2 separate regions of the Homo sapiens genome follow, and region 2 is linked to region 1. The links are chromatin loops, found by intact Hi-C in ENCODE. Cell type or tissue: ovary. All regions are shown on one strand. Each heading gives the region's core, and the rest is flanking DNA. Links, peaks and the distances in the headings are about the cores only. Region 1 has its middle 11 kb from the start of MAF. Region 2 has its middle 81 kb from the start of MAF.

The links. Hi-C counts contacts between places; a loop is a spot of excess contacts. Peaks named below come from ENCODE experiments on the same cell type or tissue, not always from the same donor. Only the 100,000 strongest peaks of a DNase experiment are listed, where the experiment ranks them.
Region 2: it touches region 1 in a loop (2.1-fold over the local background); 3 of 110 quality-filtered maps call a loop at or near these places.

The regions. Positions count from the first base shown.
Region 1 is chr16:79,588,416-79,591,250 of GRCh38, forward strand. It overlaps a transcript of MAF not described here. Among named protein-coding and RNA genes, the nearest start is that of MAF, 11 kb to the right of the region's middle. In ovary, for the core only: no CTCF peak of the experiment used is centred there; DNase peaks (open chromatin) are centred at 1,306 and 1,526; H3K4me3 peaks cover 1,124 bases; H3K27ac peaks cover 1,893 bases.
Region 2 is chr16:79,518,375-79,521,285 of GRCh38, forward strand. It overlaps a transcript of MAF not described here. Among named protein-coding and RNA genes, the nearest start is that of MAF, 81 kb to the right of the region's middle. In ovary, for the core only: no CTCF peak of the experiment used is centred there; a DNase peak (open chromatin) is centred at 1,326.

The DNA of each region.
Region 1 (2,835 bases), core at 336-2,835:
AGATTTTTCTCTTTTCTTTCTTTCTTTCTTTTTTTTTAAGATACAGTCTTGCTGTTTTGCCCAGGCTTGAGTGCAGTGGCGCAATCTGGGCTTACTGCAACCTCCGCCTCCCAGGTTTTAAGTGATTCTCCTGCCTCCCAGGTTCAAGCGATTCTCCTGTCTCTGCCTCCTGAGTAGCTGGGATTACAGGCACGTGCCCCCACGTCCTGCTAACTTATGTATTTTTAGTAGAGACCGGGTTTCACCAGGTTGGCCAGGCTGGTCTCAAACTCCTGACCTCAGGTGATCCGCTCACCTGGGCCTCCCACAGTGCTGGGATTACAAGCATGAGCCACCACACCGGGCCAGATTTATCTTTTAATAGCTTGCCCCCTCCCTAATGTGTTAAAGGGTCCCAGGAAAAAATAAATGAATAAATAAATAAATAAATTTTTTAAGCCAGATGAAAAAATATATTGGAGTGAATGCCTGAAGATGGAAAGACACAAACATCACCTTTTAACAGATAAAATCTTAGAAAGATTACCGAGGGTTTTTCCGCCTTCTATGAAAAACAAGATTTACATAAAAAATCTGACAGTGTAAAAAGCATCTCAGATACTGACATGTTTGTTTTAGTTTCAATGTATCTATCTGTGCATGAATAAATCCTTCCCTAAGAGAGAGGGAGAGAGTAAAAAGTAGATTTTTTTTAAGGTGTAACGATACTTGCCTAACTTAAGTATTCTCACAAACCGAGGGTCCCTCTAAGAAAAAGGCCCCTCATGGAAAAGATGCTTTCTGAAATTAGTGGTTTTAAAAGTCTGTCCTCTTGAGACAGTTCCTGGATGCCTGAGATGTGTCTAGAACTGTATGAAATCCAAGAATGCAGGCAGGACCCTCATCCTGGCGCTGTTGGAGCAATCCTCATAAAGTTTGCTTGACTGACTTTGTTTTATAATGTGCATCAAACTACACCACGGAAACCCCAAACCGTATCGAGATTTCCATAAAGATTTTTAAACATGCTATCTGGATTTCCCGCTTGCCTTTCTCTTTTTCCCTCTTACTCTGTCTCTAACCGAAGCAGGAAAAAAAAAGAAAAAAGAAAAAAAATCTGGAAAATGGGCCGGAAAACTAATAGAAGAAAAATCAAATGATCTGGAGCCGATGATCTTATTTACAGAGGGTTCCTGGGGCCGCGATCGGGTGGAGTGAGGGGGTCTCAAGGTGAAGGGCGGAGCCTTGCGGGACCGAGTCTTGCTCCCTCCCTCCAGGCGCCCGCCCACCCAGGAGAGCGGCGCACCGGGGAGTTTTGATATCCCCCGGAGCTCGCTCGCGCTAGGGCAGTCCTTTTGACTTTTTAAACCAAATTTGAACACAATCCGAGCTCCTGCAGGGGTGCGGGAGCTTGGGTGGGCGCGGGGCCCTGGGGCGCGCTGGGTGTGGCCGTCATTAGCGCCCCCGGGCGCCGGGCGGCGTCGTGGGCATCTCCGAGGGGCGCTGCGTTGCTGGCGTCTGAGCGCACCGGCTCCCTGGGCACTGCCGCGGGTCTGGGACTGCAGGCCCGGCCCAGGACTGAGGGACTCGGTAGCTTCAGGCAATCTTCGGGACCCGCCCCCTCTGTCTGGGCTCCAGTCCCTGCGCACCTACTGTACGCCCCTCGGGGGACCTCAGAGGGTGGGGAGCACACCCAGCCCCACGCAGCTGCAGCCACCAGGCTCGGGCAGTGATGTCCAGGGCTATTGGGCCCCGCAGAACCCATGCATAAAGGACTGGGATGCGGTGTTCCTGTCCCGGGCCAGGTTGGCGGAGGGGGGGATGATGGGGGGGCATGGAGGGAGGGTTGTTCTTAGAAAATGGGAGAGGGGACAAACTCAGCATCCTCTCTGCCTACATCTCCTTCATTCCAGGCTTCAAGACCATTGCACCAAAAGCTCTGGCCAGCTTTAAAGATTCCAGCTGAGCTTCCAGTGATGCTCCCCGGACCCTCTGCATAGCGCTGTCTGTGTCTACACTTAAAGTGGGGCGGAGGTGACTTATTGGGTCCCAGATCTCAGCTTCTGCCACTTGTTGGCCTGAGGACAGTGACTTTTGAGGCTCTTTCATGGCCCTGGATGACCAGGCATGGAAGGAAAAGGTGTCAGAAATTATGGAGAGGACACTGGGATTGGACAGGAGTCAGGTGGGAAGGGTGCAGACCCTGGTGCTAAGGACGTCACTGTTGTTTCTAGGACTCTGTGGAGAGCTCACAACCTGTCAGCGGCTTGTCAGTCACCCTGCAAACAGATCCTTCTTGGTGGGAGGTTTTGGGGGGACTCTGAGAATGACCTGGAGCTGACCCCTGGTGACTGGAGGTCATAAGCCAAGGTTGGCCTGTGTTAAAGTCTGGGCCATACTCTCCCAGCCTCTGCAGGCAGGTCCCTTCCTCTCCTCTGCTCTCTGGGCCTAGTTTGGGGTTGCCTATTGTCCTGGGATCCTCGGCCTGCTTTCCTTCTGCAGAATTCCTCCAACAAAAGTCAGAAACGCACTTCTACAGGCCTCAAGAAGTGGATGAGGTCATATAGAGAACCAGGGCAACTATAGGTTGCAAAAAGGGACTCTGAACTCCTGACCTAATTTTTCAGGCCAGTGTTCCCTTTACAACAATCCTTGTTGGGGATTCTGGAAGGAGAGTGATTTTCTCTCCTTCCTATCCAGTTCTATAAGGTTTCATCGCTTCTCCTGTTCCCTAACGGAAAGGACCAACCACAAGGAAAAAATAGTTCTTTGGAATCTCAGCTTGGAAACGGTCAAGGCTGGTAATCAGAATATTTAGAATAGAGAAATTCAGAATGCGAATCACTGGTCTGCAGC
Region 2 (2,911 bases), core at 283-2,782, 70 kb before region 1:
TGGAGAAGTCATTAACAACACAAGCTCTGAATCTAGACAGATACATCTTGTAGAACTCTCATGGGGAATCCTGAAAACCACTGGTAGATCTTCTCACTCAACAGGCTACGTGGAGGAGGAGTAGGGAAACACAGGCTCTGCAGTCAGCTGCTTTGGATGTGATCCTAGCACCAACTGTGACCAGCTATCTGACTTTGGGAAAGTTACTTGGCCCCTTGGTGCCTCAGTTTCCACATCTGTGAAATGCTGATAACACTTTACATAGTAAAGTTATCGTGAGGATAAAGTTAATATATGTAAAACATTGAAAACAGTGCCTGGCATATAATAAGTGCTTTATACCTCAGGTCGGAAGTTCAAGACCTCATGGAGAAACCCCATCTCTACTAAAAATACAAAAATTAGCCAGGCTTGGTGGCGCATGCCCATAATCCCAGCCACTCGGGAGGCTGAGGCAGGAGAATTGCTTGAACCCAGGAGGCGGAGGTTGCCATGAGCCAAGATCATGCCACTGCAGTCCAGTCTGGGTGACAAGAGTGAAACTCTGTCTCAAAAAATAAATAAATAAGTAAATAAGCTTTATAAATCTTAGCTAGCATTATTAACTCTATTACTTACACAAGAACTATAAGCTCCTAGGAATGGAAGAGCCATGCATCTATCACATGTCTTAGTGTAATAATAATATTACTAATGCCTTGCAATTATATTTCACTTTCCAAAGTTCCTCCTGCCTATTATCTTGGTTGATCCTCACAACATCACTGTGGCAGAGATCCTCTCCTTTGTACATGGAGAACCACAGAGGTTCACTGACTTGTCCAAGCCCCCAAACCTGGAGCTGTTACTCTGAGCTCGGGATACCCAGAAACAGCCATGTGACCACCTCAGAGATCTCTGAAGATAATGGAACCCCATGAGATGGGGTATAATGCATTCCAGCTGTGAAGAAAGGCATGCTATGCAATTGCAACTCCCAGAGGTTAGGTCAGCTCTGCCCATGATGGAGAGAACATCTACGGTCTGCCTCTTGCTTTGTCTAAATAGAATGCTACGGGGAGTCTCTAACCCAGAACACGTTTCCAGGGAGAGCTGCTGCCAGGAGCCCTTAGTTTCCACCTTCAAGCACGAAGCAGCATGTTCTGGCCTCCCTTACCACTCTCTGTCCCTCCCTTTCTGCTGCAGTACAAAACCCAGTTCCTTATCGCTTGTCATCGGTAACCATCCACTGGCCCTTGGAGACCAGAAGGGACTGTAGCCCGGGTGGCCTGGCAGGAGTCCAAGCCAGGCGACACTGCTCTCGTATACCCAAGTATCCTGCCTGTGGTTTTCACTGCTGTAATTGTACTGGTTTGCACTTCCTGTCCTAACTCATGGGCCGGTGTGACGCTGAGCGTCCTCTGAACCCTGTGTTCACAGCGCAGGTAGCCAGCTGTGGTCCTGTGATCTGTCACCATGTGGGGAAAAAAGGTAGAGTCCTGGACCCTGTTGACTGCTCGCCCATCCTGCCTTGGCCCTCCTGGCACGGCCATGTGTCCTCCATCCGGGACAGCGCATGTTTGTCAATGCAAGACCTTCTCCCTCTGGAAGGGAACTCTGTCTGTGCAGGTGGAGTTGGGCAGGAGGGGATGCTGGAACTGCATTGAGTAAATACCCCAAGCGTGTGCTGACACACGTTGGGTCAAAAGGTTCGCATAGGTATTGCAAAGACTAGGGCCTCTTCTGAGTTCTGAATATGAATGGCTCAACCATTCAGCAGGCGCCTGCTAACTCTGCTTCTGACATCCCCTCTTGCCAGCTGCTCATGTCTTCCAATGCCAGCTCTTCTTAGCAGCTGGGGCCATCTTATATAATTCAGATCAACTGGCACTCCTGGTTCGAGCCCTTCTATCCTTCCATGAAGTAAAATGGTGAAGTTCTCACCGTTGCCTAAGAGACCCTTCAGTGTCTGGCCCTGCTTCCCTACCACGTACATTTCCCATCTCCTCTGCAGCCATATGACCTCCTTCTCATCACCAGGAGCTGGCCCCATGGCACACAAAGGGCTCTCGTGGTCCTAACCTCATTCCCCACACCCTAGCCTCTCTTCTCTATCTCTCTGTGTGTGTGTGCGTGTGTGTGTGTGTGCTTGCATGCGTCCCCCAGGGTTCTGAAATCTGGATAAGTAGTACATAAATAAATATGGCTTCTCTTATTTACTGTCTAGTTGGTGCCCCTACCACAAAATGGTGGCCAACTTGAAAGCAAATGCTGTTCTGGCAGTGCTAGAGAGACAGAGAGAAAAAAAGCACTGGCTTTGGGGCAAATCAGATCTGGTTTCTGTCCCAACCCTGTGCTTGGGTGGTCTTGGGCCACATTAGTCTACCTGCTAGAGTGTATTTCTGCACCTGAAAGCAAGAGCAGGACACCCAGGGCACCCAACTGCTGGGAAGGTTGTTATTGCTCCTGATGAACATTGGCATTGGCAAGGGAAGGGTATTCACCATGTGCCTGGGACCCTGCTAAGTGCTTCATTTGCTTACCCTACTTCCGTCCTACAACACCCCTAGAAAGAAGGAGTTACCATCACCATATTTTAGATGAATAAACTGAGGCTCAGAGAGTTCAAGTAACTTACCCAAGATCATTCTGTTAGTAATGCTGGAGCCTGGCTATATTAGAATTTCTTTTCCTAACCACTGTATCATACATTCCTGGAGAATTCAATAAAATAATGAAGTAAAGCAAGAATGCATCGAAAGCGCTTAGACGTTGTTGAGGAGGGCAAGGAGCACAGGCAGTTAAAGTGAACATCTTATGCTCAAGTGACTGGGAATTCTAAACCCAAGCTCCACAGTACATACTTTCCCTATTTACTTTTCGTTAATAGAATCGCAACATATCATTGGATCTTAATGGCACCCCAAGGGGG